Linked DNA regions of Homo sapiens: region 1 is linked to region 2. Evidence: read pairs that join two places in POLR2A ChIA-PET (ENCODE). Cell type or tissue: Panc1. All regions are shown on one strand. Each heading gives the region's core, and the rest is flanking DNA. Links, peaks and the distances in the headings are about the cores only.

What was found. ChIA-PET counts read pairs that join two places held together with the same protein. Peaks named below come from ENCODE experiments on the same cell type or tissue, not always from the same donor. Only the 100,000 strongest peaks of a DNase experiment are listed, where the experiment ranks them.
Region 1: POLR2A ChIA-PET joins it to region 2 with 5 read pairs; 1 of 35 experiments calls an interaction of 5 or more read pairs at or near these places.

Annotation. Positions count from the first base shown.
Region 1 is chr1:109,859,448-109,874,500 of GRCh38, forward strand. All of the region lies in intron 4 of LINC01768 (long intergenic non-protein coding RNA 1768), which reads left to right. Among named protein-coding and RNA genes, the nearest start is that of LINC01768, 39 kb to the left of the region's middle. RefSeq lists an enhancer at 5,426-5,971. In Panc1, for the core only: no CTCF peak of the experiment used is centred there; no DNase peak of the experiment used is centred there; H3K27ac peaks cover 2,558 bases.
Region 2 is chr1:109,994,277-110,008,756 of GRCh38, forward strand. All of the region lies in intron 1 of AHCYL1 (adenosylhomocysteinase like 1), which reads left to right. Among named protein-coding and RNA genes, the nearest start is that of AHCYL1, 17 kb to the left of the region's middle. In Panc1, for the core only: no CTCF peak of the experiment used is centred there; a DNase peak (open chromatin) is centred at 9,705; H3K4me3 peaks cover 551 bases; H3K27ac peaks cover 2,799 bases.

The DNA of each region.
Region 1 (15,053 bases), core at 2,625-10,624, 140 kb before region 2:
ACAAGAGCACCCAGATTCACAGAGCAAGTCCTTAGAGACCTACAAAGAGACTTAGACTCCCACACAACAATAATGGGAGACTTTAACACCCCACTGTCAACATTAGACAGATCAACGAGACAGAAGGTTAACAAGGATATCAGGACTTGAACTTAGCACCAAGCAGACCTAATAGACATCTACAGAACTCTCCACCCCAAATCAACAGAATATACATTCTTCTCAGCACCACACCACACCTACTCCAAAATTGACCACATAGCTGGAAGTAAAACACTCCTCAGCAAATGTAAAAGAACAGAAATCACAACAAACTGTCTCTCAGACCACAGTGCAATCAAATTAGAACTCAGGATTAAGAAACTCACTCAAAACCACACAACTACATGGAAACTGAACAGTCTGCTCCTGAATGACTACTGGGTAAATAATGAAATAAAGGCAGAAATAAAGATGTTCTTTGAAACCAATAAGAACAAAGACACAATGTACAAGAATCTCTGGGACACATTTAAAGCAGTGTGTAGAGGGAAATTTATAGCACTAAATGCCCACAAGAGAAAGCAGGAAAGATCTAAAATCGACACCCTAACATCACAAAAGAACTAGAGAAGCAAGAGCAAACACATTCAAAAGCTAGTAGATGGCAAGAAATAACTAAGATCAGAGCAGAACTGAAGGAGATAGAGATACAGAAAAAAAATTTCAAAAAATCAATGAATCCAAGAGCTGTTTTTTTGAAAAAATCAACAAAATTGATAGACTGCTAGCAAGACTAATAAAGAAGAAAAGAGAGGAGAATCAAATAGATGCAATAAAAAATGATAAAGGGGATATAATCCCCGATCCCACAGAAATACACACAAAATCAATGTGCAAAAATTACAAGCATTCCTATACTCCAAGAACAGACAAACATAGAGCCAAATCATGAGTGAACTCCCATTCACAATTACTACAAAGAGAATAAAATATCCAGGAATCCAACTTACAAAGGATGTGAAGGACCTCTTCAAGGAGAACTACAAACCACTGCTAAATGAAATAAAAGAGGACACAAACAAATGGAAGAACATTCCATGCTCATGGATAGGAAGAGTCAATATCGTGAAAATGTCCATACTGCCCAAGGTAATTTATAGATTCAATGCCATCCCCATCAAGAAACCAATGACTTTCTTCACAGAATTGGAAAAAACTACTTTAAAGTTCATGTGGAATCAAAAGAGAGCCCGCATTGCCAAGACAATCCTAAGCAAAATGAACAAAGCTGGAGGCATCACACTACCTGACTTCAAAATATACTACAAGGCTATAGTAACGAAAACAGCATGGTACTGGTACCAAAACAGAGAGATAGACCAATGGAACACAACAGAGGCCTCAGAAATAACACCACACATTTGCAACCATCAGATATTTGACAAAACTGACAAAAACAAGAAATGGGGAAAGGATTCCCTATTTAATAAATGGTGCTGGGAAAACTGGCTAGTGATATGTAGAAAGCTGAAACTGGATCCCTTCCTTACACCTTATACAAAAATTAATTCAAGATGAATTAAAGATTTAAACATAAGACCTAAAACCATAAAAACCCTAGAAGAAAACCTAGGCAATACCATTCAGGACATAGGCATGGACAAGGACTTCATGACTAAAACACCAAAAGCAATGGCAACAAAAGCCAAAATTGACAAATGGGATCTAATTAAACTAAAGAGCTTCTGCACAGCAAAAGAAACTACCATCAGAGTGAACAGGCAACCTACAGAATGGGAGAAAATTTTTGCGATCTACCCATCCGATAAAGGGTTAATATCCAGAATCTACAAAGAACTTAAACAAACTTACAAGGAAAAAACAACCCCATCAAAAAGTGGGCAAAGGATATGAACAGACACTTCTCAAAAGAAGACATTTATGCAGCCAACAGACACATGAAAAAATGCTCATCAGAGAAATGCAAATCAAAACCACAATGAGATACCATCTCACACCAGTTAGAATGGCAATCATTAAAAAGTCAGGAAACAACAGATGCTGGAGAGGATCTGGAGAAATAGAGACACTTTTACACTGTTGGGGAGTGTAAACTAGTTGAACCATTGTGGAAGACAGTGTGGTGATTCCTCCAGGATTTAGAACTAGAAATACCATTCAACCCAGCAATCCCATTACTGGATATATACCCAAAGGATTATAAATCATTCTACTATAAAGACAAATACACACGTGTGTTTATTGCAGCACTGTTCACAATAGCAAAAACTTGGAACCAACCCAAATATCCATCAATGATAGGCTGGATTAAGAAAATGTGGCACATATACACCATGAAATACTATGCAGCCATAAAAAAGGATGAGTTCATGTCTTTGCAGGGACATGGATGAAGCTGGAAACCATCATTCTGGGCAAACTATCTCAAGAACAGAAGACCAAACACCACATGTTCTCACTCATAGGTGGGCATTGAACAATGAGAACACTTGGACACAGGGCGGGGAACATCACACATGGGGACCTGTCATGGGGTGGGGTGCAGGTGGAGGGGTAGCATTAGGAGAAATACCTAATGTAAATGATGAGTTAATGGGTGCAGCAAACCAACATGGCACATGTATACCTATGTAACAAACCTGCACATTGTGCACATGTACCCTAGAACTTAAAGTATTAAAAAAAAAGAACATATTCAAAGTATTATCCAAGTTACTGTAAAGGACAGAGTCATGCAATTTTCCTGTGGGCCAGCATCATTTGGTCAATCCAATCGGGTGTTAAACTAGCTGAAAACCCTCAACTTGTACCATCATCGAACCCACATTTTTCCTAGCTTATCCGCAAAAATATTATAAGATGTCATTTCAGCATTTTGTTGGTTTATCAGAGCAGATAAGACATCTGTTTAATAATCTGTAATTAGTGTAACTTGCCTTACCAGTCTGGGATTCAAATAAGATTCTCATTATTTCTTATTTTCCAGATTAATCTCCTGAATCCCCACATGCCCAAATCAATTTGTTACCAGGCTGCTGTAACGAAGTACCACAAATCGGTGGCTGAAAACAACAGAAATTTAATGTCTTGCAGTTCAGGGGGCCGTAAGTCTGAAATCAAGGTGCTGGCAGGGTTGGCTCCTTCTGGCTGGTAAACCTTGGCATTCCTTGACTTGCAGGTGCATCACTCCAATCTCTATCTCCAAGGTCACCTGGACTTCCCATATGAATCTCTGTGTCCTCTCCTCTTCTTATATGGATACCAGTCACATCACATTTAGGGCCCACCCAAAACAAACAGACCCTCATCTTAACTGATTACATCTACAAAGACCCTACTTCCAAATAAGGTCATGTTCTCAGGTTCCAGGTAGATATGAATTTGGGGTGGTGGGGGTTGCTATTCAGCCCAGTACACCAAGTAAGTGTCAACCTAAAAGGAAGAAGCTGAGGCAAAATTAATGTAAGGAGTTTATTTGGGCCAAGCTTGAGAATTGCAACCAGGCAGCATAGATTCAAGTTGTCCTGAACACACACTCTGATCAGCAGCAGTTACAAGTAGACTTTTTTTTTGAGACCGAATCTCATTCTGTCACCTGGCTGGAGTGCAGTGGTGTGATCTCGGCTCACTGCAACCTCTGCCTCCTGGGTTCAAGTCATTCTCCTGACTCAGCCTCCTGAGTAGCTGGGATTACAGGCGCCCGCCACTATGCCCAGCTAATTTCTTTTGTATTTTTAGTACAGAGGGCGTTTTACCACATTGGTCAGGCTGGTCTTGAACTTCTGATCTCGTGATTCGCCTGCCTCAGCTTCCCGAAGTGCTGGGATTACAGGCATGAGACACCGCGCCTGGCCACAAGTGGATTTTTAAAGGCAGAAAGTGGGGACAGGGAGTAGGCTGATACAAAGTTGTTTGTCAGGATTTCTCATTGGTTTACGAAAGTAACATTGGGCCAGCATGGTGGCTCACGTCTGTAATTCCAGCACTTTGGGAGGCTCAAGTGGGTGGATCACCTGAGGTCAGGAGACAAGCCCGGCCAACATGGTGAAAACCCCATCTCTACTAAAAATACAAAAATCAGCCAGATGTGGTGGTGGGCGCCTGTAATCCCAGCTACTTGGGAGGCTGAGGCAGGAGAATTGCTTGAACCCGGGAGGCGGAGGTTGCAGTGAGCTGAGATCGTGCCATTGCACTCCAGCCTGGGCAACAAGAGGGAAACTCTGTCTCAAAAAAACAAAAACAGAAACAAAAACAAAAAAACACACATACACAAAAGTAACATTGAAGAGTGATTTGCTATACATTATTAAGCAATATAGTGTCCAAGTGCTATTTGTGGCAATAGCAAGCAGTTTTAAGAGATGAATACATAGCTCAAGGGGGAAGTAGAATGTGATTGCTTTCTCATTTTAATATCTCTCTGGGACTGATGATTTAAAAGGACTCACATTCCTCAACTATAAGTTCTTTTCTTTCCTCATGAGCAAAACCCTCTCTCTCCCTGCTGCCTGTGCATTGTTGTAGTTTATGCAGTGTTTGGCTGAAGGAACCCAGGCTCTCTCTGATGCTGCCATCTCTATCACTGTTGAAACTAGAATTCCCCCACTCCCACCCCAGCTCCTGATGCACTGCTGCTAATGTCACAGGGTGAACCCCAAAATTAAGGTTCAGCCTGGGAGGCCATGTGAGTTCTTGGCTTTGCACAAGAGGGAATTCAAGAGCAAGCAAGCAAAGTGAAAGCAAGTTTATTAAGAAAGTAAAAGAATAAAAGGGGGGCTACTCCACAGGCAGAGCAGCCCTCATGGGCTGCTGGCTGGCTATACTTATGGTTATTTCTTGATTACATGCTAAATATGGGGTGGATTATTTATGAGTTTTCTAGGAAAGGGGTGGAGATTTCCCGGAACCAAAGGTTCCTCCTCTTTTTAGACCATATACGGTAGTGCAGTGGTTGCCATGGTATTTGTAAACTGTTGTGGTGCTGATGGGAGTGTCTTGTGGCATGCTAATGTATTATAATTAGTGTATAATGAGCAGTGAGGACCATCAGAGGTCACTTTTGTTGCCATCTTGGTTTTGGCTGGCTTCTTTACCACATCCTATTTTATCAGCAGGGGTCTCTGTGACCAGTATCTTGTAAACCAGTCCTGCCAAAGTCCTATCACACAAATAGTCCAGCTCCTGACGCGAGCTGCATTGAGTCCTCCTGCAGTGTCATGCTTAGACAAGAGTGTACCACATGTGGGCTGCTACACACAGACACCCCTCTGGTGAAGCAGCTGGGCTTTCTGGGTGTGTCAGCCTCAGCCATGCACCATGCCAGAGGACAATCAAGCCATCGTTTCACACCTCCTCTTCCACTTGGGTGGGTGCAGTGGGTGTGAGCGGTGGTTCTTGGTCATTTCAGGTGGAACCCATCCATGGATTCAGGTACGATCATTTCAGCCCATCAGAGTTACCTTTTGCCTCAAATAAGAAGGGAGTGGTTCAGATCCGTCTTCTCCCAGAAGGCTCCTTGTGCTCCTGTATACATTTGTCCAAATGCTTCAGCAACCAGCTCTTCATACCAAGAAATATAGAGAACAGCCTTTGTCAAGCCACACAGTAGGGAAAAAATGTCCAGTTATATCCTCTTCTCAGGATGATGGGTGCCTAGCTGCCCACATTTACGTAACTGAAGGAGACCATTCACACGATTGTTCTAAGAACAAAGACTTCCTCTAAGAAGATTGGCTGCCTCCTCTTGCTAGCTGGCAACTTTTAAGTGGCAGTTCATTGAGGCAGAAAGATGTAAAATTCCACTTTCTAGGCACTCCATTACAAATCTAGTTCACACTTGTACCATGAATTAATGTTGTTTGGAAGTCAGAGGTCGTTAAATTTACCCCATTTAGACATTCCTCCGTTTTGAAAACTGACAAACATTTCACACTTCCCTGGCTGTTGGCTCCTTTCCCAAATTTCTCAGAAATCACGGACAGTAGTTCTGCAATCACATCCCCGAGTTCCGAGGAGATTCCTCTAAAACCAGAACTCGAATGTGGCCAGATGCTTCCACCACCTCCTCATGGCTGCGCTCCACGTTCTTCTGGAATTTGCCTTTACACTTTCCGGTTTGAGAATTACTCTTCTTGAGGGAGAAAAACATTATGCATGAAAAAATTTGTCCCCTCCACTAAGTGTGGGGCCTGGATCTTCCCCATTGTTTTTCTTGCTTCAGATACTTTTCTAAAACAGGGTTTCTGGTTTCTGTCATTTGTTTAAGCCTCAGCTCATTTTACGTGTTAGTATTCCTGACCCCAGTCTTGTGGGCTGGTGCTGCTTTGGGCATTTGTTTTCGGCCCTCTGCCCCTTCCCACTGCTATACCTGCTCTTTGAAATTCTGAACTCACCGTGTATTTGAGGTGGTTCTTTAGATGACTGCTCTGGGCCCAGTTCGCCTTCCTTCTCAATGAGGTTATTAATTATTCCTTGGTCTGTTTGTGGAGCCCCTACTACATGTTGGGTACAGCACTAGGAACTACTGATATACCAGGGAACAAAAGCAGATATGGTGCTTGCTCTTACAAACTCAAAGAAAGGGGCACTGTTCAAATAATTACATAAATAAATATAAAATTACAGCTCAATAACTGTGAAGAGGCACATAGCGAAGAGTTTATAAGGAGCCTTTTTTCTTTCTTAAATCTAGTTAAAGATGCAAGAAAGGGATCACTGAGATCTAAAAGATGAGTGGGAAGGATTGACTGAGGTCAAAAAGGAAGGAAACAACTCAATTTAGAAATGAGCAAAAGATCTGAACAGGCACCTCACCAAAGTAGATAGATGGCAAGTAAGCATATGAGCAGGTGCCCAACATCATAGTCACTAGGAAATTAAAGATCAAGGGATTTTTAGGGTAGTGAAACAGTAAGGGTGGGTATCTATCATTATACATTTGTGTAAACCCATTGAATGTACAACACAAAGAATGAATCATAATGTAAGCTATGGCCTTTGGGTGATAATGATGCATCTACGTTGGTTCATCAGTTGTAGCAAATGTCCCACACTATTTCGGGATATTGAGGGTGGAGGAGGCTGTGTGTGTATGGGGATGGGGGTGGGGGTGGGACAGGGTATATGGGAACTCTTTGTGCTTTCCACTCAATTTTGCTATAAACCTGAAACTACTGTAAAAAAAAAAATAGCCTATTGATTTTAAAAAGGGTTGGGGTACAGACAGGGGGAAGAGAAGGAGCTTTCCAGGAAGAGACTTGCACATGCAAAAGCCCTGTGGCACAGGAAAATTTGGTGATTGGGACTAAAGGAAGGCCATTATGGGTAGAGTAAAGAGAGTAAGATGGAGCTTGATGAAGCTAGAGAAACAGGTGATGCCCAGACTCAGCAGGGTCTGGTAGGCTGTTAAAACTGTTTTTCTTTATCCTGGAGGTGCTAGAAAGCCAGTGAGTGGTTCTAAGGGTGGGAGGTAGGATAGGGATGATGGGATTGCAATCAGATTTATATTTCAAAATAATCACTGTGGGTATAGTGTGGAGGGTGGAGAATGCCTTGAACTCTAAAAGGTGCCAGAGTTGATATGGGGAGACCAGTTGGGAGCCCAGGTGAAAAATAAAGGTAGTCTGAAGGAGAGTGGATGATGCGGGAATGGGAAGAAGCAGCAAGACAAACTTAGGATTTAAACTGGACAGAATTTAAAGGGGGATGAAAAAGGAAACAAGGAAGAAGGTGGGGCCCAGCATGTTTCCTTGGTTCATTTGTGACTACATAATGAACATATTACTTCTTAGAAATTTCTGTCCCTCTTTAGCCATATTCTCCTTCAATATTTTTGACTCATGCAAATTTCCCAACTTGTTGAAATCTGCTCTCCTTGAGTGAGATGAACAGGTCCCTTCTGCACCATAAAGAGCTCCACAAAGCCATTACTTTCTCCCAAGCTCTAGTCACTTGTGCATCATAAACCAATATTGACATATGTTTTTAACATTAGATCCAACAAAGGAGTTCTTCTTATTTCTTCTACTTTTGGATAGTTGAGCTCATAAAGCAAATTAAACATTCTTGTGTTGTCTGCAGGATGAGTGATGGCCACGGTTATATACGAGCTTACCATGTACCAGGCACTGTTTTGAGCACATCATTAGCTCATTGAATTCTCCCAAGAACCCAATGAAGTAATACAATTATCATCCTCATTTTAGGGGGAAACAGACACAAAGGGGTTACATAACTTCATTATGTTCACACAGCCAGGATTTGAACTCTGGCTCTGGAGTCCATGCTCTTAGCCATTATTCTAATCACCCCCTCAAACATGGTCTTTCTGAAGGATTTTTCAAGCCAGTTCTGAAGAGAGAAATCTTTTTGCCTCTGGGGTCTCAAAAATGGAGGATAGAAATCTGCAGGTGTGGCCAGGCATGGTGGCTCACTCCTGTAATCCCAGCACTTTGGGAGGCTGAGGCGGGATCATGAGGTCAGGAGATCGAGACCATCCTGGCCAACATGGTGAGAGCCCGTCTCTACTAAAAAAAATTAGCTGGCCCTGGTGGTGTACATCTGTAGTCCTGGCTACTTGGGAGGCTGAGGCAGGAGAATCTCTTGAACCCGGGAGACAGAGGTTGTAGTGAGCCAAGATTGCGCCACTGCACTCCAGCTTGGCAACAGAGTGAGACTCTGTCTCAAAAAAAAAAAAAAAAGAAAAAAAAAAAAAAGAAATCTGCAGGTGCATATTGCATGGGGAAAAACAGGAAAAGAACAAAGCTGATCCTGACCCACAGGATAATCTAAAATGAGAGATGGGAAAGGATGGAGAAAAACAGAGAAATAAAAAGAGAGAGAGAAAGAGAAAGAGATTTTAAATGGCTGTGGGCCAGGCACAGTGGCTCACGCCTGTAATCCAACACTTTGGGAGGCCAAGGCAGGCGGATCAGTTGAGCTCAGGAGTTCAAGACCAGCCTGGGCAACATGGTGAAACCCTGTCTCTTTAAAAAAGGAACATAAAAATACAAAAGTTAGCCAGGCATAGTGGTGTACCCCTGTAGTCCCAGCTACTCAGGGGGCTGAGGTGGGAGGATTGCTTGAGCCCAGGAGATGGAGGTTACAGTGAGCTGAGATTACACCACCGCACTCCAGCCTGAACAACAGAGTGAGACCCTGTCTCAATCAATCAATCAATCAATCAGCCACAGAAGACCATGATGGCCAAGAAATAAAAAACAGCCAATGCCAGCAACTCTCAAGGACTGTTGGCCATTTTCCTAACAGTCAGAAGGTGAATGTCAATCTACTGGGAGGCATGAGAAAACACAGGATGGACACTTGACTCCTAAAACATAGGCCTAAAAGCCAGGTGACTGGAAGAACTTAAAGAAGACCAAGGCAGGTTCACACCTTGGCTGTGGTTCTTAATGGAGTATGTATGTAAGGTCTCCAAGGAAATGGAGGCCTTAACTCCTGACACAAGACTTACAGAATCTCTTGGAGTGGGGTTGATCCTAGGCATCTGTAGTTCTTAAAAGCTTCTTAGGTGATCCTGATAGGGGTCCTTGGTTAAGGTCTCCAGCTGATGCTTGTAAGAGATCTCCTGGGGAAGTATTTACCGGGTGCATAAGAGAGAAAAATAAAATCCCAACACAAAAGTCTACTTGAGGGTCCTGGAATTAATAGGACCTTGAAGAAGCTTGGGCCAGAGGCCTTGACTTATCTATCTGGACTCCAGGTGGGTTAACTGTGTTCCATGAGGCAGAAGTAGCCTGGCCCCATCTTGAGACAGACCAGAGAATGTGACTAGGAAAAGTGGCTCTCCCCTTAAGGAAGGCCTGGGTCTCACATGAAACTCAGGCACCTCAAAACTTCCCTTTACCAGGAGTGTGGAATTTGACCACACACATTCAGGGGCTGAACTGCAACTTCTGAACCAAGTATGGGTATTATTGGAATGAGCTAGATGGTTTGAGGAATAAATAGTTAAGATGGCATTTTGTTGGTTACCATTATGTCAACACTTGCTGCTTGAGTGTAGAATTTATGTATGTATGTATGTATGTATTTATCTTTGAGACAGAGTCTTGCTCTGTCACCAGGCTGGAGTACAGTGGCGCAATCTCAGCTCACTGCAACCTCTGCTTCCCAGGTTCAAGTGATTCCCCTGCCTCAGACTCCTGAGTAGCTGGGACTACAGACGCCCGCCACCACGCCTAGCTAATTTTTTGTATTTTTAGTAGAGACGGGGTTTCACCATGTTGGCCAGGATGGTCTCAATCTCCTGACCTCGTGATCCGCCCGCCTTGGCCTCCCAAAGTGCTGGGATTACAGGCGTGAGCCACCGTGCCTAGCCAGAATTTATTTTATCTAATAATGAAAACCCTTTCCTGTCCCTTTCCTTCTCATAGAACTGTCAGGAAAAAAATGAAAGGAGAAGACTTTGTAAGGGACTGGCAGTTCCACAGTAAATGCAATAAAACTATTTACGAAGAAAAGATAAACATGGGATTTGAGATCATGTTTGTCTCAAATAGAAACAGTGTGGAGGGGTTGTGTATGTGAGGGATGTGGAATAGGAGTGATGGTAAGGTTAGTGATGCTTTTGTTCAGAGTGTTAGCTTTGTGGGTACTCATTGCATTATCAAAATAACTAGCCAACTACTAACCAAATCAATAAATGGAAGTAGCCATGCCTGGACTAATGATAGTGGTGTGTAACGAAACAAGGATGATAATGAACACTATTCTGTGTACCTAAGGGCCAATTTAGAAATAAATAAAGAGTCAGCCTGGGCAACATAGTGAGACCCTGTCTCTACAAAAAAAATTGTTTTAATTAGTCAGGGGTAAGTGGCACATACCTGTAGTCCTAGCTACTTAGGAGGCTGAAGCAGGAGGATTGCTTGAGCCCAGGAGCTCAAGGCTGCAGTGAGCTACGATTGGGCCACTGCATTCCAGCCTGGGTGACAGAGTGAGATCGTATATCAAAAAATGAAATTAAGAAGTACATATAGAGAAAAAAATTATCTACAAAAATCCCACCACATTTTCCTTTCCAGATATTTTTGTAAATCTTTTTTTTTTTTTTTTTTTTTTTTTTGAGACAGAGTCTCTCTCTGTCACCTAGGCTGGAAGGCAGTGGCACGATCCTGGCTCACTGCAACCTCTGCCTCCCAGGTTCAAGCGATTATCCTGCCTCAGGCTCCTGAGTAGCTGGGACTACAGGCGCACACCACCACACCAGGCTAATTTTTATTTTTAGTAGAGACAGGGTTTCACCATGTTGGTCAGACTGGTCTCAAACTCCTGACCTCAGGTGATCCACCCGCCTCAGCCTCCCAAAGTGCTGGGATTACAGGGGTGAGCCACTACGCATGGCCAAATCTATTTTTCAGTAGAGTTGAGGTCATACTGTAGCTATGATTATTTTGTATTCATTTCTTAAAAGAAACTATTACATTTTATTTTTTAGAGTTGCTTTAGGTTCACAACAAATTGGTAGGTATAGATATACTCCTCTTTTTACTTAACATTAGGGCATATACACATTTTCATTTCATCAAAAGCTTCTCATAAACATACTTTTTAAACTGTCAACATAATATTTCCTTATATGAATATAATATGGTTAATTTAGCCTTACTGCCACTGGACATTAAGGTTGTTTCAAATTTTTTGTGATATAAGTAAAGTGGTGATGAACACTTTGGTGCATAACTCACCCTCCCCCATGCATTTAGCATTTTTTTAGGACAGATTATTAGAATTGTTGGCTAAGTACATATGAACATTTTAAGGCCTATTTTACCAAACAGCTAATTTGCTTTCCAGAAATTTTATGAAATTTTACAACTTTACCAAAAGAATTTGAGAGGATGTACTCACTGTACTCTTACAGTTATGGTTGAATTAATTGTTCTTCTCCCCAAAGATGTCTATGTCCTAATCTCCAGAACCTATGAATGGATTGTCTTTCATGGAAAAGGGGTATTTAGATTGCTAATCTACTGGCCTTGAGATGGGAGAGTATCCTGGATGATCTTTATGGGCCCAATGTGATCACAATGGTCCTTAAAAGTGGAAGAAGGTGTCCGAAGAGGACCAGAGAGACACCCATGTGAGAAGGACTCGGCCTTATGTTGCTGGTTTTGAAGACGGAGAAAGGGGCCACAAGCAAAGGAAAGTGGGGGGCTTCTAGAAGCTGGAAAAGGCAAGGAAACGGATTCTCCCTTATAGCCTCCAGAATGGAACACAGCCCTGCCAACCCCTTGATCTTAGTCCTGTGAGACCCCTGTTGGACTTTTGACTACAGAACTGTAAAAGAATAAATTTGTGTTGTTTTAAGTCACCAAATTTGTAGTAATTTGTTACTGCAGCAATAGAAAATAATACACCAGCTTTAGGTATTTCCATTTCATCCCAATGTTTTTTTTTTTTTTTTTTTTTGAGATGGAGTCTTGCTTTGTTGCCCAGGCTAGAGTGCAGTGGTGCACTCTCGGCTCACTGCAACCTCCACCTCCCAGGTTCAAGTGATTCTCCTGTTTCAGCCTCCTCCCAAGTAGCTGGGATTACAGGCACACACCACCACACCCAGCTAATTTTTTTTGTATTTTAGCAGAAATGGGGTTTCACCATGTTGGCCAGGCTGGTCTCAAACTCCTGACCTCAAGTGATCTGCCTGCCTCGGCCTCCCAAAGTGCTGGGATTACAGGCATGAGCCACTGCATCCGGCCATTTCATCCCAATGGTATTTGTCATTTTAATATGCATTTTTAAAATTTTTGGGTAGAACAATTCTACTGTTCTGTTCTGTCACATTTTATTGTTTAGAAAATACCCTTCTTCTGGGAAATGCTCCTTCACCTCCTTTTAAACATGTGGTCCAAAATAGAGCTGAATAACTGAGCCAAACTAAGCCATTCAGAGTCTGTCTTAGTGATTTAAAATGTTATGATTAGAGAAAACAAGCCTCATCCTTCTCTGTTGGTGAGTCACAGCAGCCGCCAGAGGCATTCTCCTGCCATCTGCACCAACCCTCTGTGAGAGAATGACACTGATGTGCAGAGAGAACAAGGATGAGGAGTGGAGAGAGTCTCTGTGATCACCTTTGGTCACTGGAGCCAGTTGCACTCTGCTCTTCTCCCAGCCACATGATCCTTCCAACAAATGTTTCTTTGGCCAAAATTAGTTTGAGCTGTGTTTCTGTCACTTACTACTTAATGAGTCTTAGTGCAGAAAATGGAACTTGAACTAGGATGTGGAAATTGACAAGCTCCAAATGGCTGAATTAAGGTTGGTTAGTGAAAGCGGGTAGCTGAGAGCATCCCCAGATCCTAGGCTGGGAAAAATCGCATTCCCTAATTGTATCAAGGGGTTAGACCACTTTCCAGTGTTTCTTGGGACTCAGACCATGTGCTATGCAGGCTTATGCTTTAGGAGACCTGGTATGAAAATACCAGAATAATAGAATGTGTTAGTGATTTCCTGCAGCCTTTGGTAAGGTGCTGTGAGGGAGAGAAAGAGAAGACCCAGAAGAAGCAAGCAATCAAGGCACCCCTGGGCAGAGAGGTGCAACTTTAAGAGAGGTCTTTCTGTTAGTCTCCAGAAGTCCCAAATGGCCAAGTCATGCCCTTTGTTCATCATCATAGCCTTTGTCCAACAGCAAAAAAACCAATTTTCTTCCCACACTAAAGGTTCTGCACTGATTAAGAAGCTGTAGAATCCTGAAAACTGAAATGGCAATACCTGGAAAGAACCATAACCAGCCAAGCATGTTGTGTTGTGCCCTCCTTGCCTGACAAGGAATCACCAACCTCTCCCTACCCCACCACAGTGCCATGTGAAAGTCCCCATGGCAGAAGTAACGTAGCAGGACAGAGTAGCCCTGCCTTCCCTCCCCAGTTTCCTGCTGAGCCCTGGGGGATGGGCAGAGGCTCCAGAGCTGCCGGTAAGAGGCTGGAGCCACATGGGCAAGGGCCAGCACACCTCCCATACCTTCAACATTGCTGGAGTTGGTTATTAGTCATAGAGACCCCCAGAGTGGAACTCACAGTAAGATGATGCAAGGTTTAAGGGTTTACGTGCTAAAAAAGCACAAGTTTGCCAAATGGAAGTGTGTGATTGCACAATCACTAAGGTGTTTATTTTCTAAACTTTCCTGACAATAAGAATCCCCTGGGATGATTGTTAAGAACATAGATTTCAAAGCACCTCCCCTGGAGACTGCATGAATTTGAGATGTGATTGGAGATCTGTATTTTCACCAAATTTCCTAGGAGATTTCTATCACCCAACAAGTTGGGGGAAACTCTGCTATGAGGTAATCTGCAGGTATGTAGGCCAACAGGAAGTGATTTGTGAGGCACCACAGCCTCAAGTGTGGGGATCCTTTGTACTCCCATGCTCACTAGGGGTCTTGTGGATATGGGCAAAGGGAATGTTCCCAACTGGCAAAACCTGGAGAGACAGACTGGCCAACTAGAGAACTCACTCCTTGCCAAGGATACAGTGATATTATTCAGCCACAGCCCTGACCTCCCTGTCCCTATCCAGCTGGATGTGATTTAAATGTTGGACCAGTGTCCATTGAATGTTGCTTCCTTGTTACCCAATTTAAATGGTAGCATTTACAATGGTTACCTTGTTTCCCACCAGCATTGTGCATGAAGTGTGTTGGAGGTGGTTGGTGGTTGTAATAATCACATCACCAATGAGGGCAAGATCATGAGGAGCCACAAGAAGACTTGAGGACACACCCAAGAATCCTAAACTTGGACTCACCATCAAATGACCCTCTAAGTTAACGCTTTGAGCGCCACTTTCATACACACCAAACTCATTTATTTTCTCCAAATACGTAGAAATAATCCCAAAATTTATTAAACACTGACTATGTCCTAGGCATAGTCTATGTGCTTTACATGCGTTAGTTCATTCAACTCTCCCAAAAACCCCATTAGGTAAGTGCTATTATTATCCCCCAGTGAACAGATGAGGAAATGGAAGCTCAGAGAACTGAAGAAGGCTGCCCAAGGCTGTGCAGCTATCAAATCATGGAGATGTGA
Region 2 (14,480 bases), core at 6,481-14,480:
TTTGAGATGGATTTTTGCTCTTGTCGCCCAGGCTGGAGTGTGATGGCACGATCTCGGCTCACTGCAATCTCCACCTCCCGGGTTCAAACAGTTCTCCTGCCTCAGCCTCCCAAGTAGCTGGGATTACAGGCATGTGCCACCACACCTGGCTAAATTTTTTTTGGTGTTTTTTTTGTTTTTGTTTTTGTTTTTAGTAGAGATGGGATTTCATCATGTTGGTTAGGGTGGTCTCGAACTCCTGACCTCAGGTGATCCACCCGCCATGGCCTCCCAAAGTGTTGGGATTACAGGCATGAGCCACTGCACCCGGCAAATTTTGCTATTTTGGAAGTTGAAATAGGTGCTTCCTAGAGATAGCAGATGTATCCAGTTGCTTTGGTAACTAATTCAGTTTCTTATGGGTGGCCAGGTGGTATCCCACTTATTATTCAATACTTGAGGGTTCAGTGCCCAGCTTCTGAGCACCAGCTTTCTTAGCAAGCAAGACATGAAGATTCCCAGTGTTCATTTATGAGAAGTAGCCCAGCTGGCTTGTCATGCTGGACTAGATGAATTGTGAATGTTAATTATATTGATAATACAGTGGCCTTGGTAACAGACTTGTAGCTGCTGTAGAATCTGTTTACTTCAGGTTTGTAACAGAAAAGAGACCAAGCTGGTTGGGAACATGGTGTTCTCAGTGTAATAAGATGTATTGTAAGTCCAAGGAAAATGCATCTTGGTGGGGCTGACCTTATTGCACCCCTTCCCCAAGATTTCCCGGAGAGAAACATTATTCTGGGGATAGTTTCTGTTCTTGTTTGCCAATCAATAATGAATTGAGGTTGGCAAAGGCTGGGTTTTTAGTGGAAGTGGGGTAAAGCATGTTTACAAATCATAAAGTTTAGAAGGAGAACACCTGTGTTAAGCACCTTATTTCTCTACCTAGTTTATAATTAGGAGGGGATGGTTGATGAGATTAGTTTCGGCCCTTGCATTCAGGAGGTGGAGCCCCTCCTATTTGGGGAGCAGGGGGTTCATAATTCTGTACATTCTTTTCTTACTCCGCAGCGAGGGGATTAGCTGAGCACTGGGCATGTCTGGAATGAGAGCACTTTGCCAATTTTTACTGAATTTGGACCAAACTAATAAAAATACAATCTCGGTCTTCCTCAGACAGTCTCTTTGTCATGTTCTCCTAACCCCTAGGATCCATCTGATGGATTGTCTGTTCCTAACAGATGGAGTTGGCATTAAAGGTAGATTCTCTACTTCCTTTGCCTTATTGTTTTATTTCTGAACAAGGCATATCTAATGCATTTGTTCCCTGTATTGGAAGTTGCTTTATCAAGAGCCTAGTAAACTCAGTGTACTTGTGTTTCCTTTTCAGATCCTGCTTAGATTATTTCTTAGATCAGCACTTCTCATTCTGTGGAAGGAGAAGAAGGTATCAGTCACATAGAGGGTTTTTTCGCAATAACTCATTACCTGGCTCTAAACTAGAGCTGTGTAATCAGAATGGGGGAGGAGCTGAGAGTAAGAGAACAGATGGAGAATGGGTTGGCATTTTGAAACAGCTTCACCAGATAAACTTGAAATCTCCCAGATTTAGAACCATTCTTTTAGATTATCTAGCAAGACTGGCCAACATTGTTCGGAAATCTAACATTGAGATGGTAATGGCCCAGGCACGGTGGCTCACGCCTGTAATCCCAACACTTTGGGAGGCCAAGGCAGGCAGATCACCTCAGGTCAGGAGTTCGAGACCAGCCTGGCCAACATCTCTACTAAAAATACAAAAATTAGCCGGGTGTGGTAGCAGGTGCCTGTAGTCCCAGCTACACAGAAGGCTGAGGCAGGAAAATCGCTTGAACCCATGGGGCGGAGCAGGTTGCAGTGAGCCGAGATGGCATGACTACACTCCAGCCTGGGCAACAGAGCAAGACTATGTCTCAAAAAAGAAAAAAAGATGGTAATGCAGCTACCAACTCTCCTGGATGATTTTGATCACGAGGAGAAATCTTGGTCCTCCCTCATGTGAAAGGTCCTGAAAATAGTCTACCGTTGCTCTTTTTCTCAATGTATTCAGAGTAAACCATGACCAGGAATCATGTAGCCCCATCTGCTCAGGGTGCAGCGTCCCAGGGCCTGTGCTAGGCACTTAGGGTGCATCAGTGAACAAAACAAAGATTCATACTCTGTAGAGCTGACATTCTTGTGAGGTTATTATTTGGATCATTTAAGTCCAGTGAAGTGGTTCTTAACCATTGGGGGTTTGGAACCCTCTGAGAGATGTGTACGTATTCCAGCAAAATGCACACAGTCATGTGTCACTTAACAAGGGGGATACATTCTGTAAACTGTGCCCTTAGGCAATTTTGTTGTTGTGCAAACGTCAGAGAGACTTTAAATGACTGGCAACGCAGTAGGTTTGTTACACCAGCATCACCACAAACATGTGAGTAATGCACTGCACTACGATGTCACCAGGCGATAGGAATTTTTCAGCTCTATCATATTCTTATGGAACCACCACTGTATATGTGGTCCATCATTGACCAACCTTCATTACACAGCACAGGACCTTGTAAGGGGGAATTGGCAGCCTGCAACCCATCCATGGACCCAGGGCTAAGAACCTAGAAGACTTGTCTAGATTTGAGGATGTGGTGATTGGGATAAAGCCAGGCCCTGAATTGGGTGTTTGGAACCATTATCTCCTCGCCAGACTGGGTTGTAGTTTCTTGATCTGTACAGCCAAAGCAGTATGTAAACAACTCAAGGATATCACTAGAAAAAGAGGGAATGGCTAAGCCTTCTCTAAGCTAAAGAGTCTATGTTTTATGTGAAATGCTAAGAATGATTCTGACTCTGTTCTCCCTCTTACCCTAGTTTCTAGTTGGCTGGGCTTCTGGTGCTCAATAGATTAAAAGTCAAGTCAGAATAAGAATTTCCCTAATGTGCTAATTTATGTTATGAATTCCTAGACTGAGAGTGATAGTAAAGTTATAAAGATCATGAGGACATTTTAGTGAAATTCTGGCTTCAAAAACACAGAAAGTGACAGGAGTTGAAGGGCTGTTGAAATAGCCAGAGTAGAGATTAGAGAAAGATGACAGGAAGAAAAGGAGGGCAGAACTCAGACAGTCAACTAAGCTGGTGAGCCAGTAGCCAGGAGAGCAGCTTTCTCCTTAAGCCAAAGTGAGCAGATCTGAGACTCATGCAGAAAAATACTCCTTTTTGGTCTTGAAGGGGTCTGTCACTGTTGCTTTGTTACCAAATAGTACCCGGGATAAAAAGCGGGACGGCAGATAAGGGTTTGCCTTAACATTTATACCAACGTTAATATATCTCTGTTGCTGGAAAAGTTGGTGTTAAACTTGAAAGAATGGCCAAACCCTGCCTGAGGGTTAGTGCAGTGTGTAACGCGTACTGCAGAAACATGAATGAAATGGGACACTGGGAGAGAGAATTATGTAGAAAGACACAGCCGGATTTAGAGGTTGGAGCACATAGAGTCCTGTGCTAGTTCCACCTTTACCTCCCTGAAATCTGATCTTTAGTATAACCACAGGTCAAGACCTCTTTACTTTAGGTTGATCTTTACAGGGATATCTAAGGGAAACTTTCCATATGCACACTGGAAGATAGCTGAATAAGGGCTGTGTTCAGGCTAAACTTGTATAAACTCATCTCATTAGAGAACAGAGCCCACAGTCCTCCCCAGAGGAGTGAGGAGGCTCTAGATGGTTCCAGTTATAACTGCTCTCCAGCATATGGAAAAACTGTTCTGCTATGAAACCTTCCAACCAGCTACTCACATAAAGACATTTCATTGTTTGCTCAGTGATGCATTAAAGCTGAGGCTGCCTAAGCTAGAGAATATAATCACATACCAATTATCTTTATTTTTTATTTTTAAAGAAGCCCTTTAAAATAACCAAAAGAATTTCACACCTCACTTCCTGGGACTGGGACTGTTTTGCAGTTGTATTCAGCTTATGAAGTTATATAGTTAAAAATTGCTACTAAGTTTTCGGAAAAATTATTCTTAAAAATTATAATTAAAAATTCTTATTCTTGGGCCAGGTGTGGTGGCTCTTGCCTGTAATGCTAGCACTTTGGGAGGCCAAAGCAGGAGGATCCCCTGAGCCCAGGAGTTTGAGGTCAGCCTGGGCAACACAAGGAGACCCTGTCTCTAAAAAATAAAAATAAAATAAATAAAAATTATTATTTTTTTGAGACGGAGTTTCACTCATTCGCCCAGGCTGGAGTGCAGTGGTGTGATCTCACCTCACTGCAACCTCCGTCCCCTGGGTTCAAGCAATCCTCTTGCCTCAGCCTCCTGAGTAGCTGGGATTATAGGTGCCTACCACCACACCTGGCTAATTTTTGTATTTTTAGTACAGATGAGGTTTCGCCATGTTGGCCAGGCTGGTCTCGAACTTCTGACCTCAGGTGATCCACCCACCTTGGCCTCCCAAAGTGCTAGGACTACAGGTGTGGGCCACCGAGCCTGGCCATAAAAATTCTTAAGTGGAAAATTTTCTCCGTTCATTAATTGAGTATTTGATATTTTTTTCAGCTTTATTAAGGTATAATTGACAAGTGAAAACTGTATGTATTTGGACCAGGAGTGATGGCTCATGCCTTTGGGAGGCTGAGGTGGGAAGATTGCTCAAGGCGAAGAGTTCAAGACTAGCTAGGGCAACATAGTGAAGTCCCCATCTTTTACAAAAAAGAAAAAAAAGATTAGCTGGGCACGGTGGCACATGACTGTTATCCTAGCCACTCAGGAGGCTGAGGCTGGATGATTGCTTGAGCCCAGAATTTGGGGTTGCAGTGAGCTATGATCCTGCCACTTTACTTTAGTCTTGGTGACAGTGAGACTCTGTCTCTTTAAAAAAAAAAAAAGTATTCAAGGTGTACAGTGTGATATTTTTATGTATACATTGTGAAATTATTACCACAGTCAAGCTAGTTAATATATCCATCACCTCATAGTTACTTTGTGTATATGTGTGTGTATTGTATGTGATGAGAATACTTAGGATCTACTCTTAGCAGATTTCTAGTATACAATGTTATTGTTAACTGTAGTTACTGTGCTATTCACTAACTCTCCAGAACTTATTTATCTTATAACTCCAAACTGTACCCTTTAACCAACATTTCCTCATTTCTTCCACCTTCCTGACGCCTGGTAAGAACCTTCTGCTTTTTGCTTCCATGAGTTTGGCTTTTTTAGATTGCACATAAAAGTGAGATTATTTAATTGATTACTTTAAATAAATATCTACCATAACTATGAAACCAAGATTCAGTAATCAGATATCATGTTACTTAAATCCAGAATACTTCAATAAAAATAATAGCCTTACAAGAACTTTTGTTAGTTGTAGTAGTCAGAAAGGTGGTACCAGAAAGTAGAAATACATCAATGGTAAAATTTTTTTTTTTTTTAACCTGAGGTCTTCAAATTTAATACAACATTTATTTTATTTTTATTTTTATTTTTTGGAGACAGGGTCTTGCTCTGTTGCCCTGGAGTACACTGGCACAGTCACAGCTCACTGCAGCCTCGACCTCCCAGGCTTGGTTTATAAATGTGAGCCACTGCACCTGGCCAAATATAACTCTTTTTCTGTTGGTGGAATTCAGCTGTGCTAGATCTTTTAGACATAAGACTTGGAAAGGGTGCTTTTTGAGTGGCACACCACAGATGAGAAAGGAACCTAATGGAATGTTTTTAGTTTAAAAGAAATTATCTGATTGTGCTAAGTGTTCATGTGTGAAAGAAATATTCCTCCAGCACCATTCAGCACAGGATAAACCTCTTCAAAAAGCACATTTAAAGTATATTCTCTGTTGCATGTTTTAGAATATGGTAACTTCTCATGAAATAACCAGCGAATTTCCCCAGTGACCAAAAGAGGAAAAAGAAAAAATCAGTGGCCAATTTGACCATACTAAACTAAAAATTTTGCTTAAACGCAGGTGGAAATCATACAAATAGGGAATTCTGAATTAATTTCTTTTGTCCTAGTAAAGTAGTCTAGATTAGATTGCCCATACATTCTCCTCCTTACTCCATCCCCAGAAGACAATGGAAGTGTATTCTAGAATGGAACATTTTGTTACCACAGTGTTTGGGCTCTGCTATTACTGGGCTCTCCTCACCCTTTCCAGATCTATGGAGCAGTACTTTTCAATGGCAATTTGTTGGCAACGTAAAAACATTACATTTCTTTGCATCATTTTACTTTTCTGAAAATTAATAAAGGTTTTTGGAACTTAAAGAATTATTTTCCTTTACCAGTGCTTACAAATCTTTATCTGGTGTTATAAGCTCAGAAAGCTTATAGTGCAACAGTAGACCACTCCAAGGTAAACTGACCCCTTGGAAATAAAGGGGAAAGCTGCTGTTTCCCCAGCCTATTCCAAAAGAAGGAAAATAGAACTGGGCTTATGGGTGTTTTTTGTTTTTGTTCTTTTTTTTTTTTGCTTTTTGCTTTTTAAACCTCAGTGTTGGTAGCAAATTGCCTTAAGCAAGTCACTTAGCCCCAACCCCTGTTCTGTTTTCTCATTTGTGAAGCATAGATGCAACATTGAAAGGATTCTAGAATGTTTTGAAAATACAAACCCTCTGTAAACTGTAAGCCACAGGTGTTGAGGCAAAGCACTTAAAGTCATATAAATCTAGGCATTCAGGATCTTGGTGTCCACCCTACTAGTAAGTGGGATTTCAAACTTCCTGTACAATCAACTTTAAGTAAAAATCTTCATGTAGTGCTATCAGGTGGTGTTACCAGTGATGCTTGTTCTTTGTATGCCAAGAGTTCAACAAAAATGGTTTGTAAAATATTTAGATCAGTGATATTCTAGCAGTGATATATATTGACAAAATTTGCCAATATTTTGCTATACAAAATTAATTTTTTTTTTTTTTGAGACGGAGTCTCGCTCTGTTGCCCAGGCGGGAGTGCAGTGGCATGATCTCAGCTCACTGCAACCTCTGCCTCCCAGGTTCAAGCGATTCTCCTGCCTCAGCCTCCTGAGTAGCTGGGACTACAGGCACACGCCACCATGCCCGGCTAATTTTTGTAATTTTAGTAGAGATGGGTTTCACCATATTGGTCAGGCTGGTCTCAAACTCCTGACCTTAGGTGATCCACCCTGCTCGACCTCCCAAAGTGCTGGGATTACAGGCGTGAGCCACCACACCCGGCCTTGACAGCTTTTTATTTCCCTGAGCCTATACTAGTTGGTTCTTATACCCTATGAACCAATACAAAATGATTCCCAAGTGAAAAAAACAAGGTGCAGACTATATTATCATGCTACCTTTTGAGTAAGGGAGGGAAAATAATATGTATTCGCTTCCCACACTCCTAAAAAGAAACATAAAAAGGATAAACCAGAAACCAGTGAAAATGGGGAGGGACACGTAGAGTATCAGGGCTAGGAATAGCAGTGAAACTTCTCTGAGTGTACCTTTTAAAGTTTTGAGACATGTAAATGTTTTATATGTCAAAATCAAAGAGAAAAAAGGAAAGCTTTAAGTTCTTACAAACACAAAGGAATGAACCCAACTAAAATATAAAATCTTAACCTAATATATCAAATTGATTACTCAGTCACACAGAAAATAGTACTTTGATTATATATCTTTATGAAATATATTCTGAGGACGAGAAGAACTTCAATGAAACCTTGACACGTCACTCAGTAAATTTTGGTGCGTAATAACATTAGTCTTGTCATTTTGAAACTTTTGTATGCATTATAGAATAAACAAACATTAGAGACAAGACATACAATAGGAAAATTAAACTTTTTTTAAAAAAGGTAATACTAAATCTGAAGTAGAAATATCAATATGAACTCATAAGTAAAAGGATTGATTTCTCTCTCTACCAAAAGAACCTAGGAGTAGTGCATCTCTAATAGCAATTATCACACCTCTTACTCCAGGTATTAGCTTCTAAATACTACTCCCTTCTAAAAGAAAGGCTCCTGAGAGAAATGGTTGATTCCAGGTTTGGAGAAGAGGAAGAACAAGGTGAGCCTGGTATATCTTCTTTTGTCAAAAAGAGTGGAAGGACTGTAATGGAATCATGTCAAAGGACAGAAGAGCCAGCTTGAAGGAGGCTCCCACTGGCCCAATTTGAGACAATATGAGTATTCAGTGCAATTAATGTATAATTAAGTGTAATCTGTTAAATACATAAAAATCTGAATGACAAAGGGAGAAGATTTTTCTTTACAAAAGAATGCCAGCTAATGTGGAAGCATTGATAGAAAAATAGAAGTTGCGATTCTATAACCTTCCCAATATAATTGGTTCAGGCAAGGATTATTAACAGATGGTGAAGTCATTAGGGAATAGGATATTAACATGATGAAAAAAGTATTGCCCTACAAATTAACTTTTACTTGCAAAAGAGAAAATGTACCTTTCAAAGAAGAGATCTGATGTTCTCACTTTAACCAGGACTCAATCTTAGCATTGCTAATAGTGGAACAACCCGACATGTGCCTCCTGATAATGATGCAAGGTGAAATATACTACATAATGCAGGAAATATTCTTGCCAGAATTTTAACCTTTTTCAAATAAAACCTCAGAACTGAACTTCCAGTTTATAGGAAGGAAACCCTCTGAAAAATTCAAAACATGAGTGATTTTATAAGACAATTAGTCTGGATTCCTCAAAGAAAAGTCAGTATCACAAGGGGGTGGGAGACATTGGAGAGACTGTTCTAGATTAGCAGAGGCTAAAGGAACCTAACAACCAACTGCATTTAATGAACCTTGAATCCATGCTGGGTTGGCAGGGTTGAGGAGACTGTTGGGATATAAATAAATATTCTTGAGAAAATTGGGGAAATTTGAATATAATCTGGACAGTCTGGATATATGAATATATAGAATAATTGTTAATATTAAGTGTGATATGTCATCATGGTTCTGTAGGAGAATATTCTTATTCTTAGAAGATACATTCTGAACAATTTATTGGTAATGTTCATGTTTGCAACCTTTATTTTTACAGGACCATGTGAAAGTATGCATGTGTATGTGTATATATATAGAGAGAGAAAAAACCTATTATGGAAAACGGAAAGATTTATTCTAGGTGGAGAGTACAGGTGTTTATTATACTATGCTTTTGAATTTTTTTATGTGCTGAAAATGATTATAATAAAGTTGGAAAAGTAAAGTACAACAATGGTGCTAGCGAGTGGGGATGGAGGGTAGGGGGTGGGAGAGGAGACTTTAATGTTGTCACTAAAGTAGTGGGTATGTTCCAGGAACCAGGATTTCTTCAGTCACCTGTACTGATTTTTTTTTTTAAACCTAGAATTGATGATAAATCAATATCGGGAGAAACAGAGATGACTGGCATGTGTTTATATAATATTGGTGGTGGGACTGAGAAAAGAAGTATGGACAGGTCAGGCAACTAGGTAGGTAGTAGATAGCTAAATAGGCATTGAAACAGTCTGGGTGTGTGTTACATTCTGTTGCAAATTGTGGTGTTCAAAAGATTGGGAAGCCCTTTTCTGTCCTACTTACTGCCTTTTTTCTAACTTCTTATGTTTACTTCTAGTTGGCAGTTGCAGGCCTCGATTACTCATTGACTGGAGCACTTTAGGAGATAATAGTGAAGTGAAGTCAGTGAAGTGTTTAGTCTTACAGGAAGAGAGGGGAGTAGCTCACAAGGGTCAAACTACTCTTTGGCAGAGTTTTTCAAGCTGTGTGTTCCTTACCTTTTAAGTGACTCAGCAGTTTGGGGCCTGGTATTGCCTCACCTCTTCTCGCCGCGAGCATTGACAGAAGATCTAGTTGAGTCCTACTTTGAAAGGAGTATTGCTTCTGACTGTGGAATTGGATTCTAGCTGTGTGTGTGTTATATCCTGTTACTGTTGAGACACAGAGGCGGGAGTCGGCGGGGGAAGATATGTGCTGAGATTAGTCAGCCTGCCCTCCCTCTCCCCCAAGAAACTCAGGCCCCATCTGGGGAGAGTGAGAACTTAAGAAACTTGAGACAGGGAAGGAGAGCCGGGAGCAGCCAAAACCTGCTAAGTCTCAGAAGACTGGTTTCTGCACAAGGGAATGGAAGAAGTGACTGGAGGTGGCTGTGGATTCAACTCTGGCCTGAGATTGATTCCCTTGAGATAAGTTGTTTTCTGGTGGGTGTGTCTGGGAGCATTGTGTTGGGAAGGGAATTCCTTTCTTTGGGAAACACTTTTTTTTTTACTTGAAGTGAAAGGTATTCAGACTTGTGTATTTCTTGTACCAAGGAGTGGGTGTTTATTGATAACTGTTTCTTTGGGTTCATCTGAAGTGGGAATCAGACTGGTAAATATCAAGAAAAACTGGGCATGGTGGTGTGGGCCTATAGTCCTAGCTACTCAGGAGGTGGGAAGATTGTTTGAGCCCAGCAGTTTGCAGCCAGCCTGGCAAACATAGTGAGACCCTGTCTCTTTAAAAAGAGAGAGAACGTAAGGAAGTAAAGGTGTTACACCTGTTTTGGCTGTCTGCCATATTCTCTTCCTTTCCTCTGAAAAAGGAGTGGGTGAGGGTAGAATCTGTAGAAGAAAAAATAAATTAACCAGAAAATATGTGTGAAAAAGGGATTAGAAAAGATGTAGGAATCTTGAAAAGTGTTCTGACACACTATGCTTAGTAATGATGATCTTGTTAAAATATCTAGTTTTTTATTGTTACTTTTTTTTTGCTCAGTTGCTAAGAAATATGCTGACCATAATTTCTAAACAGAAAAATCTCTGCACACAATATGCTAGGACAGACAATGGGACAGAATATATAAATTTAGGAATGTCCCAGAGAATCAGTAGTGTACCAAAAGAGGGATCCTAGCCCTTCAAATAATTCTCTGCAGTAAGAAAGACTGCTCTGCTCACTTCTACATTACACTTTCTTAATGATTTGTTTTCCTAGTAATTGTTGTTTATCTTTGAATCTAGTTCTTGACACTTAGGAAGAAACCTTTTTGAGGAAATTAAAAGCTGTTAGATTGGTATTTGAAATAACGAATTTGACAAGATGTCTAAGTTAAACCTAAGTTAAACAATATCCAGATAAGGCTGTGAAGACTATAATATCTGGCATGTTCCTCATGGAGCAGTGAAATTCCATGCCAAAGCCACTTACATTACTATACTGTGGGTCAAAACATGTCTACAGATTTTAAGGGACCGTGTTTCCTTGCATAGAACTTTCCTGGAGTAGCACTGGATACTTAGTTGGTGCCTAGCAAATGTGATGACTAAAGAATATAATGCATCACAGATATTATCCTGATCACCATTTCTTGGCTAAAATGTTGTAGTGGAATTCTGGTGGCTGTTAATTCTTTCTCATTCAGGAGATAGCAGGCAAAATTGGGTGGGCCCTGGGAAGGAGTGTAGCTGGGCTATTTAACATCTGAGAATATAGGATGTGTGTTTATGAAAGTAAACTCAGCTTCTAATGGTAAAAAAAAAAAAAATCAATTAGGATCAACTAAAGGAATAGCATACAATTTTTCTTCTCTTGAGGTATGTAACTTTTTTGGATTGTCTCTGATCCCCTTCTCTTGGTAAGGTCTGCACAATTCTTTCAGCTCACTTTGTCAGCAGACTTCCCACTAGGTAGTGCATATACCCCAAATTATTCGTTTGGTAGAGCTTTTCTTTACCATTCTCAGTATCACATGGAAGAAAGTCAACCATTGTACCTGCTAAGCTATTTGAAGAGGTGCTTTAAATAGCATGTTAAACTGGCCTGATATTTAATTGGGTTTTTAAGACACAGCAAGTAGACTTCTGTATTTGGGTGTGCTATTTGAAGAATGGGTCAATCTGACCTTCTAGCCTTTCATAAATATGCTCTTAGTGTAAGAATGGAACACTGGTATGCTTGTTCAGTTGTGGGTAAGGCTGTTTATGGGGTGGTGAGTTACTCAAGCATAACATCATTCTTTAACATAAGACTTTTTACTTAAAGATACTTTCTGCATTTCAGCCACTTTATTTCCTTTCCATTCCTTCTCTTCCCAATCCTACTTTTTACTTAGGTGTAGTATTCCTTGTAGATGTAGATTTGAAGAAAGGTGAAAGCACAGTAATTAAGACTTAATGTTTGGAAGAAATTATGATGATAGGAATTAATAGAAACAGAACAACTTTGTAGTCTTCCTTTTCGTCTTACCCAGATTATCATATTTGCCTTAAATGAGTGAGTCCAACCCAATCAGAAGGCTGTTGTTGAGATCTGGAGAGAAAACTTGTGATATCCAAAAGTTGCTTTTGGCAGCAGTGTTTATATTTTCAACGTGAGGGTGAACAATGCTCCAGGAGATACTTCACCAAGAGAAAACAGAGCTACTAGCTGTGAAGATAATCAGTGGAGCTAGCAGGTCTGGAGGAAACTGGCAGAGCAGATGTATTCCACAGCATCAGTTGTAACACACATTCTCTTCAGGCTGTAATTTGGGGTGGAAGAAAAGACCAGGTTTTCATGCATCTTTGTATTGCTGGGACACCTTATAAGTGGTGAGAATGTCAAACAGCTGCAAGAATACACAGTCCATTCATCCTTGCCATGGCTTGGGTTAACTACATTCTACCCACTTCAAATATGGACCATATTCATTATTTGAGAGATGGGGAGGTAGGGGCACTGCACTGGTTAGTAAGCTGCTAAGCTGCTTGCAACACAGTCCAGTATTTTTAGATGGGAAAGATTTTGCTTAGGTTTAGGCTACTGATGAGCTTTATTAATATAAGGGGAAATTATGACTATTCGGTTTTTAAGTTGCTGAAGAAACACATTTCTCTCTTGCCACAGCCACCTTTCTATATGAAAAACTGCAAGTGTTATTGCAGTTCCCTCCCCCACCCTCACCCTCCATGTACCTGGTATCTGGGAACATGCCCAGAACCCTTTGAAAAAAGGCGAACAGGGGAAGGAATCATAGCAGAGGGGAGAGTAGCTTCCAAATAGAATAGGCTGCATATGCCAGCAGCAGGGAGGCTGGTGGAGGAAGGGCTGCCTCTGGAGAGTGTTAAGAGGGGTTGATGGTCTCTTGACTGTGTATTTTTTTCCATCATCAAAATAACAGCATATTGAGTTGGAAGTCATTACCTTGGTCCTGGATTAATTTCTTCAGCAAAACTAGCTTTACTGACTGTAGAAATCAGTTTCCAATTTGTTTATATTAGCTGCTTGTGCCTAGGCTGCCCGCTTAAACCTGATTGCTGCACTGCAATCTGGTGCTCCCCTAGCTGAAGGGTACATGTGAAAGAGGAGGAGAAGCTTTTGCAGCTGTAACTAATGGGTAGTTTACTGTTCCTGGCTTTAAAGTGGCTGTAACCATGTTGCCAGTATTATACAGAGAAGATTTTAATCTGTAGTCATTTACATTTCCAGAGTATTTGCTAAAGACTTAGCTTAATGGATTCTCCAAGGGAACCTTTTCAGATTTAGTCAGATCGTGAACAGAATCTCAGTTCACATACTCAAACCATCCTGCTTATTTCAGGGGTGAAGTTTATTTTATTTTGAAGAAAGGGTTTATCAGAGTTTAAACAGGAGTTCGGGAGGAAGGTTTAAACCATGTAATAAAAGTGTTACACACTTTATAAATCTATAAATAATATCAATTGCAAGCTATTTGCTATTGATTAGAGCCAGTTTTATTCTTCAAAGAATTATCTAGTTCTGGCTTATTTCATTTAAGGAAGTTTTTTTTTTGGGTTTTTTTTTTTTTTTTTTGAGACAGAGTCTCACTCTGTCACCCAGGCTGGAGTGCAGTGGCACGATCTCGGCTCACTGCAACCACCACCTCCCGGGTTCAAGCAATTCCCTGCCTCAGGCTCCCAAGTAGCTGGGACTACAGGCACCCGCCACCAAGCCCAGCTAATTTTTGTATTTTTAGTAGAGACGGGGCTTCACCGTCTTGGCCAGGCTGGTCTCCATCTCCTGACCTCGTGATCTACCCAAAGTGTTGGGATTACAGGCGTGAGCCACTGTACCTGGCCCATTTAAGGAAGTTTTTAATACAAAGTTTACCAAGTCATTATTTTCTCCTTCCTTCAGATTAGTCCTAATGAGTTAGAATTTACTATAGTGTATGTGGGTTTTTAATTTTCTTTTTATCATTATATTCTGGTATTTTAAATTTTTAATAGGATAGGAGGTTCTAGAGATATTACATTGGCTTTGTGAAGTATAGACATATGGTTGGGCTCTGAGTATTGGCACCCTAATGCCCATCACCATTTCTAGGCATCTCTTCATAATTCTTTCAGAAAGCAAGACCATTTGCCAACTTTAGGAATGTGCTACAAGGGAATATTCTGAAACAAAAACCAAAAAACCCCAGTAGCACTATGAGATTCTGTTTTCTGAAAGATTTGGGAAGAAGGGTAAAGAGTTTAATCTGTCAGGGTTATAAGAGGGGAAAAAAACTTGATGGAATGTGAGAAAGA